Linked DNA regions of Homo sapiens: region 1 is linked to region 2. Evidence: read pairs that join two places in POLR2A ChIA-PET (ENCODE). Cell type or tissue: PC-9. All regions are shown on one strand. Links, peaks and the distances in the headings refer to the core of each region. The heading gives the core; the rest is flanking DNA. Region 1 overlaps C7 (complement C7). Region 2 overlaps FYB1 (FYN binding protein 1).

The links. Peaks named below come from ENCODE experiments on the same cell type or tissue, not always from the same donor. Only the 100,000 strongest peaks of a DNase experiment are listed, where the experiment ranks them.
Region 1: POLR2A ChIA-PET joins it to region 2 with 5 read pairs; 1 of 35 experiments calls an interaction of 5 or more read pairs at or near these places.

The regions. Positions count from the first base shown.
Region 1 is chr5:40,958,941-40,961,440 of GRCh38, forward strand. It overlaps C7 (complement C7), which reads left to right. Exons shown (of 18, transcript NM_000587.4): 12 at 509-680. Among named protein-coding and RNA genes, the nearest start is that of C7, 51 kb to the left of the region's middle. In PC-9, for the core only: no CTCF peak of the experiment used is centred there; a DNase peak (open chromatin) is centred at 1,321.
Region 2 is chr5:39,134,008-39,145,907 of GRCh38, forward strand. FYB1 (FYN binding protein 1) reads right to left here. Exons shown (of 19, transcript NM_001465.6): 4 at 7,088-7,134; 5 at 5,226-5,245; 6 at 4,650-4,684; 7 at 3,593-3,713; 8 at 848-1,007; 9 at 201-342. Among named protein-coding and RNA genes, the nearest start is that of RICTOR, 66 kb to the left of the region's middle. In PC-9, for the core only: CTCF peaks have their summits at 3,911 (motif pointing right) and 4,118; DNase peaks (open chromatin) are centred at 4,214 and 5,104; H3K4me3 peaks cover 729 bases; H3K27ac peaks cover 2,031 bases.

The sequences.
Region 1 (2,500 bases), core at 1-2,500, 1.8 Mb after region 2:
AGACTAAACTATAGAGGCTTATATACAAGCATTACAAAGGCATCCTTATCCCTAAATGTCTCTCCAAGTGGCCTGTTCTGGTAATTAAAATTCTACGACTGTGATTCATTCCTTTGTGGCTTGGATTTCCCCTTATCTGTTAAAATGGAAGCACACTCTCCTGCTGTCTAATTAAATAGAATGGTAACATTTCCTGCCCACCTCCATTCACTGTTGTGAGAAGTAAATAAATGATACAACGTACGTAAAAGTGCTTTGAAACAGTTGTAAAATAATCAACAAATTAAGGATATTATTGCAAGAGGTTCACTAATGCAACCTTAATATGGACATTCCTAGTCTGTATGTAGAGCCATTCTGAACATTGTAGAAAACCTCAATGAAGAGTGAAGGTAATCAATATCCAGAATGATCTCTTCCTCCAATTAACTTGTTAGCAGGAAGCATAGCACTAAGTTCCCAAGCCCTCTTTAAGAACTTATTGATCAACCTCTTTCTCATCTTGTAGGAGGGGTTGATGGAGGTTGGAGTTGCTGGTCCTCTTGGAGCCCCTGTGTCCAAGGGAAGAAAACAAGAAGCCGTGAATGCAATAACCCACCTCCCAGTGGGGGTGGGAGATCCTGCGTTGGAGAAACGACAGAAAGCACACAATGCGAAGATGAGGAGCTGGAGCACTTGAGGTAATGGAGACCCGACCCCCTGGCAGTTGCATAGAACACAGTACCCTCTGCAGTTAGCATGGAACACATGATTGCTGCTGTCGAGAGATTTAGAAGTTAAATGGCTATTTTTACCAGGGACTGCTTTGTCCCTTAGCACTAGGGTGAGTTGAAGGAGCTTGCTCTGTGTGCTTCAGGTTTTCCTGAAACAAGTGTTACAAAAGGCTGGGTAACTGGGAGTAGTCCTGCTGAGTGGATACGATCATTCTCATTCGTTTTGGCCACCTACTTGCTGTGTGACCTTGGGCAAGTTACTGGCCACATCTCTAAAATTAGCATGATAATAGCAGGTAAACTGATACTAAGATTATCTGTTTATTGTTACTGTCAGAATTAAATGAGATTAAGCACCCAAAGTGATTACTAAGCATTCATTAAAGTTTGTATTACTTTTCAGATACACCATTCTTACTCATTTATTTTTTGGATTAAGCATAGAGCCAGTTGCTTGAGATGGAGAATATCTTGGTGGGTAAACCCAGTAGCCTGGCACTAAACTTCCCATTTGTCAGGACCCTGCAAAAGCCATCTCAAAAATGCTCAGTTGATGAATCATAGCCCTGGGTCAGAATTCTTTATGCCACACCCTACTGTTTTACATTGTCCTTAGTAATTTTTGCTGACTGGACTTGGCAAAATATTCTAGTAAGATAATTTGAAGGTCATGTGAGTTGAAGAAAGAGATGAGGTGCTTGGGTATCTGGTAGAAGCGTAGGGTGAATAAAGAAAAAAGAATAAGTTGGGAAGCCTTATTCCTAAATCTTTGGTGCCTTGTAATCTGGCATTAATCAGTATCTCTTGACTGAGGAAGCTGGCAAGCATGTGAACTATGGTGGGAAGAGGATGCTGGCTGCTGTGCACATGTTTCTGGGAGGATGAGGGTCTGGGAGGAGATCTCTGAGAGGATGCATTTTTCCTGCTTTTTGACATAAAGCTAGGAGGAGAGGTACATCCTAAGAAAGTCATTGAAGAGATTTTTCACTCTTGGTGCTCAGGGGAGGGGAAGTATCATCTTTCTCAGTACAAATAGGAAAATTAAACTTGCCACAGTTTCCTCAAAGTATGGCAAGATTATAAGGAACTCAGATGAGAAGGAGGCCACACTCCCAGGCTATTTGTACTGCTTTCTCTCAGATTTTGTGTCTCTAGAGTGGAGATAATATTAGTGTTATTTTGACCTTAGAGGCAGTCTTGAAAACCATTGTTTAATGACAGATGTCATCATTATCATTATCTTTATTACAGGCTCCCCCAAGAGATAGTCATAGTGATGGTAAAGTGTCAGGATTGGCACTTGTGGGATGATATTAGGACTTCTGTTCTCCCATCTTCCTTTTAGGCTTAAGATTCTTACTCCAAGCCTTACTTAAACTTGCTTTCACCAAATAATGTGCTTTCAGTTATACACGTTCAGAAAAAAATGTAGACACTAAGACTTCGTATTTCTCTATTGCCTTGTGAGAGGTAGAAGGTGCACAATTGTAGGAGCCTAATTGACTATACGTAAATCCAGCTTTGGTATTTATTAGTTCATAATCTTGGACAAGTTATTTGAACTTTCTGTGCCATTGTTTTTTCCATGTATCTCATGGTGTTGCTGTATGAATTGAGATAATGCATATATGCAGAGCAACTGCCATGGTGCCTGACACATAGTAAATGCTTAGTAAAAGGTAGTTATAATTTTGTGTTACCTCTCTTTTGGGGTCACTAACTCTAATTACCTTCTTCTTTTTTTTTTTTGAGATGGGGTCTCACTCTGTCACCCAGGCAGGAGTACA
Region 2 (11,900 bases), core at 3,559-6,058:
TATTTGATGCATATAATCAAAAGAAAGACTATGGAGTTTCAAACGACCTTTCACCCATGTTGGGGTTATTGTAAGTGGTCATTTAGTTTAGTGATAGAGAGCAGTAGGAGTTATGGAGGGTAAAATTCTAGGATCTTAATATACAAAATTTCTGACAAGGAGACAGTTTGATCTGTTCTACAATACGTACTTGCACATACCTGCTAATATCATCCTGCTCTGCAACATCATCATATACTTCTTGGTCATCTTCAATAGGTCTTGAAGGGGCACCAAGAGAGTCTTTTTTCAGTTTCAAAGAATCATAGTCAATCTCTACAGCAGTTGTTTTAATATAGCCATCTACCAAAAAGGGAAATATTTATGTTCAGGCAACTGTAGTTTAAATATTTTAAAGTTGTGAATAAAATATCAATTGCACATTTGCTCTTTAAACTTTCCCCTGATTTATTTTCTTGTAGTTCTGATTTGTAGACCTCCCAAGTAGACCCAAATTTTACTGTACTCTGTCAAAGTCTAATCCTGTTGTAGTTTAATGTAAGCCTACCTTCTATTTTAAATATTCTAAAGTGATTCACATGAAGCATTTTTTCTTTTTAACATCAATGAAAAACCTAATGCTGTTCGTTCCTCCTGGAATAATATAAAACTGTACGTTGTTTCCCACAATATAGATAACAGATGAGGTGAAGACGGAACTATACCTGCCATTTAACATTTTCCTCCCTTTGTCCACTCTGTAAAGTACTCCTAACTCGATGCCTATGACGAGTTCTGGAGGAATATGTACATTGAATATTGCCTCGCAAAGAAAATACTTCGAAGCCATAGAGAAATTTGCACTCACATGAACCCCTTGCTGTTCTGCCCAACCATTTTCCTTCTGGGTTGTCTGTGATGCGGATGATTTCAATTTGCTCTCCTTGCTTGAAGCTCAGTTCATTCTTTCCTCCTTTGACATCACAACAAGCTTTTGCAAGATGGATGACTTGAATAGGGCCTGTTAGCTGCAAAGAGAAAAAAATAGTCACAAAAGATTTCCTTATAATTTAGAAAATCTTTAAGGAATGCAATTTTGAAAGATATAAGTCTACAACTTGCTAAGCTACCTATAACCAACATTTACAGGGTTTAACCAGAAATTGAGGGTGAATGTTTTTCTTATAGGAGGGGTTAGGGAAAAATCACAGGGGCCAAGCAGGACCAGCTAAGACAGGTGAACATGTGCATGGGGTCAGGAGAGTGAGGCAGGGATCTGTTGACTAGGAATTCTGCAAGAGGCCTGCAAAGGCAGCCCCCAATAACTGAACAGCGTTTATGTACAACAATCCATGCTGTGTGCTATGTATCTTTATGGAATATGCCAGGATTCTGTTCAGAAGATGGAGTTTTTTCCCCTTTGCATTGTTTGTAAAATTGGAGCAGACATTACCTGCTATAAACAAGATAACATTTCAGAAATAAGCTTGTAAATCAAATAATAGCAAGCAAATGTTACACGAGGTTTTTCAAATTAATATTCTGAACAGTATGGTGGCTTATTGATAGAAGGATAATGATGTTGGTTAGACTATGAATCCTAAACTCTTAATTTTCTAATCCTAAATTGGTGTCTTTTCAACAGAATTTCTTGAATCTTTTGATATGCAAATATGCATGACGACTTTTGAAGAAGCTCTACCTTTAATTTATTGAATTTATGATGGCATTAATTATAAACATTTATCATTATCATGTACCACTAAGAAATAAAGAAAATAATGTAAGTTAAGTTATGATATGCCATGATGCTGATGAGGCTCAGTTCTCATATTTATTTAATTTTTTTTACCTATTATCTATTATCATCTTGTGAAAGGAATATGGCTGGTGAAGTCCTAGTTTTGACAGACTTTTGAGTTCATATTTAATGGTATGATTTCCATATCCTATCTTTTCTTACTAAAAATATTATTTGAATGAATGAGATAATGTAAAGCTGAATTCTCCAGAAGAAACATGGAAAAACCCCACATAATTCCTTTAAATCTACAATTTCTTCATGGAAAGTATACTATATAGATTTTTGTTATTTTTTTTTGAGATGGAGTCTCGCTCTGTTGCCCAGGCTAGAGTGCCGAGGCCCGATCTCAGCTCACTGCAAGCTCTGCCTCCCAGGTTCATGCCATTCTCCTGCCTCAGCCTCCCAAGTAGCTGGGACTACAGGTGCCCGCCACCACGCCTGGCCAGTTTTTTGTATTTTTAGTAGATACTGAGTTTCACTGTGTTAGCCAGTATGGTCTCAATCTCCTGAACTCATGATCCACCCACCTCGGCCTCCCAAAGTGCTGGGATTACAGGCCTGAGCCACCACGCCTGGCCTACGATATAGATTTTCATAAATTAATTGAAATTAATTTTTCACTTGAAAAATATAAAGATTGGTAGTCATGCATTCTGTATAAGTAAAATGTTCTAATATTAATACGGTAATCATAATTTTACTTACATATAGCAAGCTTTTTCAAAATCAAATGAGAATCTTATGATACAGTGTATGCTCTGCATTATTTTAGTTCCATAACAAACTTTCTGGAGTAGTATCATTTATCCTTACTTAAAAGATTAAGAATCAGCGGCTCAGAGAAGTTAAGTGAGAAGCCCAAGATCACATAACTTGTATGTGCAACTGGAATTTGAATCAGTTTGTCTGGCTGACTTGATGCTATACATTTTCCTTGCACCATGCATTGAACCTTTGCTTTAATGCAATAAATATACCGGGAAGTTATATATAAATCATTTTTAAAGAAATTTGAACCACATATTAAATGCTCCAGAGGAATAAAAATACTTAAAGAAACCATACAGTGAATTCTTTTTGAAAGAATAATTTTGTAATTCAGATAATCACCCTAAATATGTCTGACATGCCAGACCCATGCCAGATGAGCCATGTCATCAAAGATGGTGTAGCCAGGAGAAAATAGCCCCTGAGTGTAGCGTTTACTGGTGGTAGTAATGGTAGAAAACACACAATTACCAGAGATCAGAGAATACAGAGGTCAGAATCCAGACAGACAAAGAGGGATGAGAAACAGCAGTTATCAGAAGTCAGCATGTACACAGACTTAAAGGCAACAATATAACTCATGTATAGATACTAGCAATTAGAGTAGATCATGGAAATCTTATTCTGAGACAGGTCTGGTTCACCCTGGAGGCACTTGTGTCCAATGCCCCCCTATAATACATACCACAGGGATATTTATGTGTGTGATGCTAATTCATAGTATAAGTAGGCTAATATGAAATGCATTATGGGGAGAGACAAGATGGGTTTGAAAAGGTAAATATTCATTCACTCAATCAACATAAAATTTCCTGGGTGTCCACTAATTATGAACCAATATATTTATTTAAATTTTATTATATTAGTTCAGGGATAAAATGGTGTATTGGACAAAAAAGTACTGTTATGAAGATAATTACTCTTTAGAGAATAATGAATAAGTAATTCTTCAACTATGTAAGTTTTCAAGAATGGTACCCCTTTTGTGTGAAAGGTATAAAAAGATGTTATTCTTTCACTCATTAGCAAGCAAGCCCTTACTTTAAATTTCTTCTTTATTTCTTGTTCTTTCTTTTCTTTCTCTTTCTGTTCCTTTTTCTCCAGCTCTAACCTCTTCTTTTCTTCCTTTTCCCTTTTCTTCTCTCTTTCTTTGGATGCTTCTCTGTGAGTAAAAATTGTTAGGTTGTTTTCACATCTGCAGGTGTTGATGCGTCGGAACTCCCTACCTAGAAGTTTCTACTCACAACAGAAAAGGTGGTATCTGAAGTACAGTTGAAGGTAAAAAGCGAAAGGTTGTCAAAATCCGGAATGTGTGAGATTATTTTTAAAACCAGTAGGAGGCACACTGCTGAGGATACCTTCCAAAGGCTCTGCTTTCCCTGACAACTTGTGCCAGCAAGTGGAAGCCACCGTTTATAGAGGCCCCATTCTTGCTGTATGTTCGCATAAATAGAATCCATCTCTTTTTCTCTCTTTCATATGCACACGTGCCTGTGCATTCACAGGTACACATATAAACCTTGGCTCTGAAACTTGAGTCAGAATTGGTTGAATAAACACTGGGTAGAGAAAATTAAGGTATCTGAGATCAACATATGATAAAGTAAGATAATATATTCATTTCTACTTTCACCCACTTTCCAAGAAATTTCGTTTCCAAGAAACTTCTTTGTTTAACATCTTTCCACTTTAGCAGCTGACACTCTGACCTCTGGGCGTCATGATAAATTATTTTTCATAGCACCCCGTGGGTGGAGCTCTGTTCAGGTGAAGAAGGCGTAACATAAATTAACTCATCTGCCCAAGGATACACTAAGAGTAAGAAATCAGATTTCTGTCTCTGATTCCCTGACTGTGGTTTATCTCAGAGGCATGTCTCTGGCCTCTCACACAATAGCTTTTTAACAGAGTCCTTTGTAGAATTCTTAGAGAACTAAATAATTTTGGGTCCTTTAAATTGAAATAAAAGTTATTATACGCCAGTCATTTGAACAAATCAAGCTTCCCTCCTAGTGTTGTTATATACCCACTCTCCCTCATACAAAACATTATATTCATCTTTGAAGAAAACTGTCATGGTAAAAAATGTAATTCATACATGTCTTCATATGTTTCTCCTTCACTGTCTTGTTCCTGTAAAGAAAAACATTGATAATGATTAATTTTTATTATTTAAAAAGTTGACACACATATTACATTGCTTAGACTTAAAATGAAGGCAACAATGTAAATTTTTATAATTTGAACCACATATTAAATGGTCCAGAGGAATAACTACTTAAAGGAGCCATACTGTGAATTATTTTTGAAAGAATAATTCAAATACTCAGTAAAACAACTATTGTATGTAAGTTTGGCTTATTTAAAATATTTTTTTTCTCCTTAGAAATAGACTGGGAAAGCAAAAACAAAATTTCCTTTTCTATCTTGCTATATAAATCAGACGTGTAGTCAGACTTAAGTTTGTTCAGCACTACAGCATTATAATGAGTCAGTGTGATGACTAGTGTGTAACATCTTAAGCATTTTAGATGAAATAAGATTAGAAATGGAAAAATATCATTGCTCATAAGGATTTTCATTTGTTTGTTTTGTACCAATACGGAGTGAATCATAATACTTGTGAAATATTCTGATTATGTCAATATAATATGAGAAGAGAAAAAAATCTGACCTCATCTAGATTTCCAGCACCTAAAAGATTAAAAAAATAAAATTTAATACATTTGTAATAAGGAAGCACTTTAATGTAAGATTATTGGATATGATATAATAATATTCAAAATAGTTCATAATCTAACAGAACTTATGCTTTATCAAAGATACAGAAATAGAAAATCAAATACGTACTTTAGATCTTTACTATGGCTTTTATTTGTGCTGGTGACTTAATTATAAAATCATTTCATTGGCTTTCATAAAATAATGCAAAGGGCGAAAAATAATTAATACACTGTTTATTACCTTTATGAAAAGGGATGTCCATTTGGTTTTCTGGGCTTGCATGGAAAAAGGTATTAAAAAATCACTGTTTCACACCTTTTTACTTATTAGTTCCCAAGGATTTGTTTTTATGTATCAAACAAATCAAGTTAATTGGATTAAAAAAATTTAATAAGAGTTCAGTGTAATATCAAAACTAATTACTGAATATTGAAACAGAATCCAATATTAAGAGCAATAATATAATAATATTAATAATAAAAACAGTGTGGTGTTGGTATAAGAACAGGCAAATAGACCAATGGAATAGAGCAGAAAATTCAGTGACATACACAAATGTACATAAACACACCCATAATATACACATACACACACATAGAGCTGATATAATATAAAGGTAGCACTATAAATTAATGAGAAAAGGATGGATTGTTTAGAGTACAGTAAGGAGAAAACTGGCTCCATACATGAGGCAATTCTGGATTTCTACTAACTCCTCAAAGGGGACTGCAAAGAGATCAAAGACCTAAATATATTTATGTGATAAAGTCTACAGGAAAAAATGAGAACATTTTTATTTTCTAGGAAAAAAGACTTCTTAAATAGCATGAATTACAAGGCAAAATTAATACATTCGATTATATCAAAATTTATTTACATTCAATGAAGGACAGCATGGGCTAAGTTAATAGACAACTGACCGAATGGGAGAAGATATTTGCAATGTTTGAAGTTGACATGACATTAATGTCTGAAATATAAAGGAACCCCTACAAGTTAACTAGAAAAATATACCACTCCCAATACAAAAAATGGTCAAAAGGTAGAAACTGGCAACTTACAGAAGAAGAAACCACAAAGGCTTATAAGCAAATAAAGTGCTCAAACTCAAGAGTAAGCAGAGATATAGAAATTAAAAGGAGATATAATTTGATTCACATAAGAAAAAAATGGAAAGCTGAATAACAGGACCGATTGATGAGAGTGTAGATAGATGCATCTCTTCTGGAGAGCATGCCTGTCATACTCGGTCAACCTAAGTATTCCACAGCTCTTAGCAACCATTCCACTTCAGGGTATATATCTTAAGGATAAGTCTCTGAGAGGTCCGCATGGGGATGAATACAAGAAGGTGTATTGCATTGTTGTTTGTGGTACCAGTGAGTTTGAGGCAAGTGAAATGTGGATGCATACCATGGAGTACAGTGCAGTCGTTAACAGTAACAGGCTAAACACACACATGGTGATATGAATGGGCCCCAAAACCACATTATGCTGATTGTACAAAAAGACGAGAGAAACCTATAACATACTCTTTCTGTGAACTAAATACATGCATACATGTCACAATATGTGAAGAATTTGTGCAAACACACATACACATTAAATATGTTAGAATATTTGTCTGTAGTAAGGAAGGAGGAGAAAGGAAGTGAGTCATGAGGATAAGAGGGAATAAACAAATAAAACGAGAGGGGCCTTGCACAGACCAGTGATGATAATGACCCATTAATGAGCCTATAAGAATGAATAGCTCAAACTTCTGTACCTGAGTTTACAAATAAATAAATAAAATATGTTTTTGTCGTTTACCATCAGAGTGCGTGACACCATCTTGATTGTCTTCATTGACAGGGCTTCTGAAAACGAGAAAGAAGAAACAGTGAACATGGAACAAGTAGATGCTCACCTTACAATGAAAAAGGGAAAAGGATTATTTCATGAATTGTTCTTTTTTCTTGAACCTTTGCTCTGATTTAAAGCTTCAGACATCACTAGCATAGGCTTTAGCCTTATACTTCTGCTGCTCCTGTGGCAGAAAATGGAGAATTGGGAAACTGGAGTATAGCACCATCTATTCATAGTAGACTCATACAATTAATCCGTTGCTTCTGGAGGGTAATATGTTTCCCATTATATTAGTAGTAAATCAACACTTCAATTCTGGGATTATGAGGGCATTTAATTGGTTCTATGGTACACACACAAAAGAGAATTAGTTCTAGGGCTGGGCACCATGGCTCACACCTGTAATCCCAGCACTTTGGGAAGCTGAGGCAGATGGATCACTTGAAGTCAGGAGTTCCAGACCAGCCTGGGCAACAGGGCAAAACACCGTCTCTCCTAAAAACATTAGGTTGGTGCAAAAGTAATTATGGTTTTTGACATAAAACCAATGATAAAAGTCACAATTACTTTTGCACCGACCTAATACAAAAAATTAGCCTGGCATGGTAGTGCACGTCTGTAACCCCAGCTACTCAGGAGGCTGAGGTAGGAGAATTGCTTAAGCCTGGGATGTGGAGGTTGCAGTGAGCTAAGATCGCACCACTGCACTCCAGCCTGTGCAATAGAGTAAGATTCTGTCTCAGAAAAAAAAAAAAAAAACTTACATAGTTCCAATCCCTGACTCCTTCCTTTTCTCCAGATGCTTTTGTCTTGGCTTCACTTTTATCACCCTGAACTCCAAGGTGCTTCATTCCAATGGCTTCACTCCAACTGCCCTTAATAGCATTATCAATACCTGGGCCTTACAAATCCCTAATTATGTATATGACCATTTATATTTTCTATTCCTATTCTCAGTTAATTAACATAGCTGGAGAAAATGGCCGTCAATTTTACTGACTCTGGACATTACAAACAATTGGTATTAAATCTCAGCTGTATCCCCCCTGCTTTTCTACAATCCCATCACTCTTTTTTGTGTAGTCAGCCTTCTCTTGCGTTGTCCTTCTCCATACCTATTAAAAATGTTTACCACTTTCTTCAATGTGTGATTCCTCTCCACTCCCCTATAATCAGATGACCTTGTTTCTTCTTTCACTGATGAAGCAGCAGTCATTAGGTGTGAGCTCTCTTAAGAAAATACATTTTCTTAACCCACAAACTCATCTGCAGTTATACTCATCCTTACCTTCTCTCTACTCTCTGCACCTGTATTCTGAATTTGATCTGAATTCTCAGTAATTTTCTGAGAATCCATTGATTACCCCCTTTCTTCCATGTGTTGCTTTATTACTTATATTCTCCTTACTTCACTCTTTGCCCTTAAATCTCTCATTCTTTGTTTTCTCCCTCAGCCCAAGTTACTGCCATTCATAAGAAACAAACACTTCACTTTACCTCTGTGAATTCTTCACATTACCACAAGATATTCTTCCTTTATCCAGCCAAGCTAAGAAAAAATTGTCTTTATTCACTGACTCTACTTCCTCTTCTCTCACGCATTTCTTTCCCGACTGCAATCTTTCCCCTATTGCCACTTCTTCCCTGAGAGTATTCTTAAAAATACTAGCTACCAAATCCACTGGACCCTCTCAAACTGCATCTCACTTGATTGCTTTGTGGCCCTGGACAGTATTGGCCATTTTGCCCTCTTTGAGTCTCCTTTGTTTGTTTCCATGAGAAATAGCTCCTGGCTCGCTTCTTGTCTCTCTGGCTACTACCTCACAATTTTCTTTGTGGTTTATTTTCTTTTGCCTTCTCTTAAATGATGATGTTCTGTTGTGTTCTGGTCTTGGTTCTCTTCTTCTTTTTTCACTTTGCAGTTTTTCCTAAATGGTTTTATGTACCTCCATAGCTTTATATATGATCTTAATGTTGGCAAATTCCATGTTGAAATCTCTAGCCCAGCCTTCTCTTCTGAGATTCCGATTCAAATATATACATCTTGGGTGTCCTACAGCCAGTTCTGTATTATCATCTCAGAAACTGAGGTTCCCTCCTTTTAGCCCAGCCTAAACCTGCTCTCCCTACTAGGTTTCTTTTCTTGGTGGATGGCACCACAATTCACATATCTATCAAGCAGCAACTCATCCTTTGTTTGTCACTCATCTTCAGTTCCATGTCAAATCAATCATCAAATTACACCAGTTCCCCATACTAATTTACTTCCCTCTTCCATTTCTCGTCTCTCCCGCTAGACACAAAAATAGGATTATATTATCTCTGGAGTGGACTGTTGCAGTAGTCATCTGGTCAGTGTCCTGGTAATCAGAATTACTCCTTCTCTTCCCTATCCTGATAGTCCCTTCTCCAACTTTTGCCATCTTTCTAACACAAAAATATGATTATATCACTCTCATGTCCCATAGTCAAACTCCTTAAAGAGTTAGGAAAGAATATTACTTGAACAAGAGATGCTGGTTGTAAAATGTGTGTTTCACCACATTTGAAGAATGTGGGCTGGAAGTGACTTTTTATCACTAAAACCATAAAATGGGCTCAGTGGATACATTTGTAACTCAGGAAGAACTGTCATGGATATCTGTCTCAGTCTCTACTTGAGATGGTAAATATAGGTAGGGACTAACTGTTAATCTAATAAACTCACTTTAAAAAAATAGAAAATTAAAAATTTAACTTATATATGCTTAGCTTTCTATTTGGGTAAGTGTAAAGGCCCTGTTAATTAACTCATTAAATTTGTCATGACAAGACACTTGTTTTCTTTAGTGAGTCTTTTTCATCCTTGGAACATTCAGAATTAAATACAGACATGATGGAATAAGCCAAACTCATAGTAAAAACAATTTGTGGAGTAAGTTTTATAACCATTGGGATAATGTATGTACAGTCAATTTTTTAAGTATCTGTAATATTTAAGAGATTTGTTACATTAGAAAATATTCAGTTAGACTTGTCACATCAATTTAAAATTTGTGGTGTAGACTTTCTAAATTTTAGCTGAAACATTAAGGAGTCTGGGTATTGAGTGTCAATGGCTGCTCACATCAAAAAAGGAGAGTCAAGTGAACATTATTAGTTCCCGATAAAAGAATACACCAAAAAATAAAAGAACTACATTTGATCCAGCCACCTCTACCTCTCACTCTCAATGTATAGGAAATACAGAGGAGACAGGGACATATAGCTATATTATAGAGAGCAATCAGCAAAATCTAGATGATGGGGAACTATAGTATCCACAAACAACTTGATATCCTCAACAAATAAATTGCAAAGAATTAAAAAAAGACATGGAGAGTGAACTTATATCTTAAAAGAGAATAACAGGCTGGGCGCAGTGGCTCATGCCTGTAATCCCAGCACTTTGGGAGTCTGAGGTGGGTGGATCATCTGAGGTCAGGAGTTCGAGACCAGCCTGGTCAACATGGTGAAACCCCGTCTCTACTAAAAATACAAAAATTAGCCGAGTGTGGTGGCGGGCGTCTGTAATCCCAGCTACCTGGGAGGCTGAGGCACGAGAATCTATTGAACCCGGGAGGTGGAGATTGCAGTGAGCCAAGATCGTGCCACTGCACTCTAGACTGGATAACAGAGCGAAACTGTGTCTCAAAAAAAAACCAAAAAACAACAACAAAATACAAAACATATATGCCAACGTAGATGTGTATACTTTGGATTCTTATTCAAACAACTTAAAACACATATATGTTGTAAGAGATAATTGGAAATTTGAACACTGACTTGGTATTTTATATTAATGCACAGAATCTATTTTTTTAGGAATAACTACTGAAATATTTATAGATGAAATTATATGATGTTTTGTATTAGTTTCAAAATAATATAAGAGGCAAGTGGGTGAGGGTATAGATAAGACAAGATTGGCCATGAGTTTATAGTTGTCGAAGTTGGTGAAAGGAACGTGGAGGCTCGTTATACTATTCTTCCTGCCTTTTATATGCTTAACATTTTTTACAATAAATATACTTCTTAAAAAGCATAAGAAAAATCTAATTGCAAATGCTATTGGATATTTAAGGGAACTGGATATGGTTCAATTTAATAGATTTATGAGAGTCATTTAAATTCTTGAGAGGATTTTGCTTAGTGGGGTGATTAAGTGTGTTCATTCAGATATTTGGAATGTTTAAAAATGAAATTAAATATGTTAATATATACACGCAATATGAAACATCGCAAGAAGTTTCATTAACCACATTTATAAACAGAACTATTGATTTGAAAGAATTTAGTTTGAGCCATGTGAGTTGTCCAATCATTAATCAAAGATCCCCTGAAAATAATTCTAATTTAAATACAAATTACTAGATGTATAAATAAAATAACAAGTCACATAATATAAATTTAAGTACTTAAAGGAAAATAGGCCTTTGCATTACTAATTTTGATGAATTGAATATTAATTAAAAAGATGAAAATACCTAAGACATTAAAATACACTGACATTGTACAGAGTAAAATCCATAGCTCTTTTTATGGCATACAAGGTTCTTATGATCAATCTTGCCCTGTAAAGCTTTATTTCTCATATTTCCTTTTCTTACATTATCTTCTCACATATTAACAGTAAACTCACATGCTGTCTGAACTCTCTCTGGTTTCTTGTTCCTTCATGCTCAGCCCACGCTTCCCTTCTTTGGAATAATCCTCCCTTCTCAGCATCCCCTGCTTGTGGTCCTCCCATTCTTTTTTT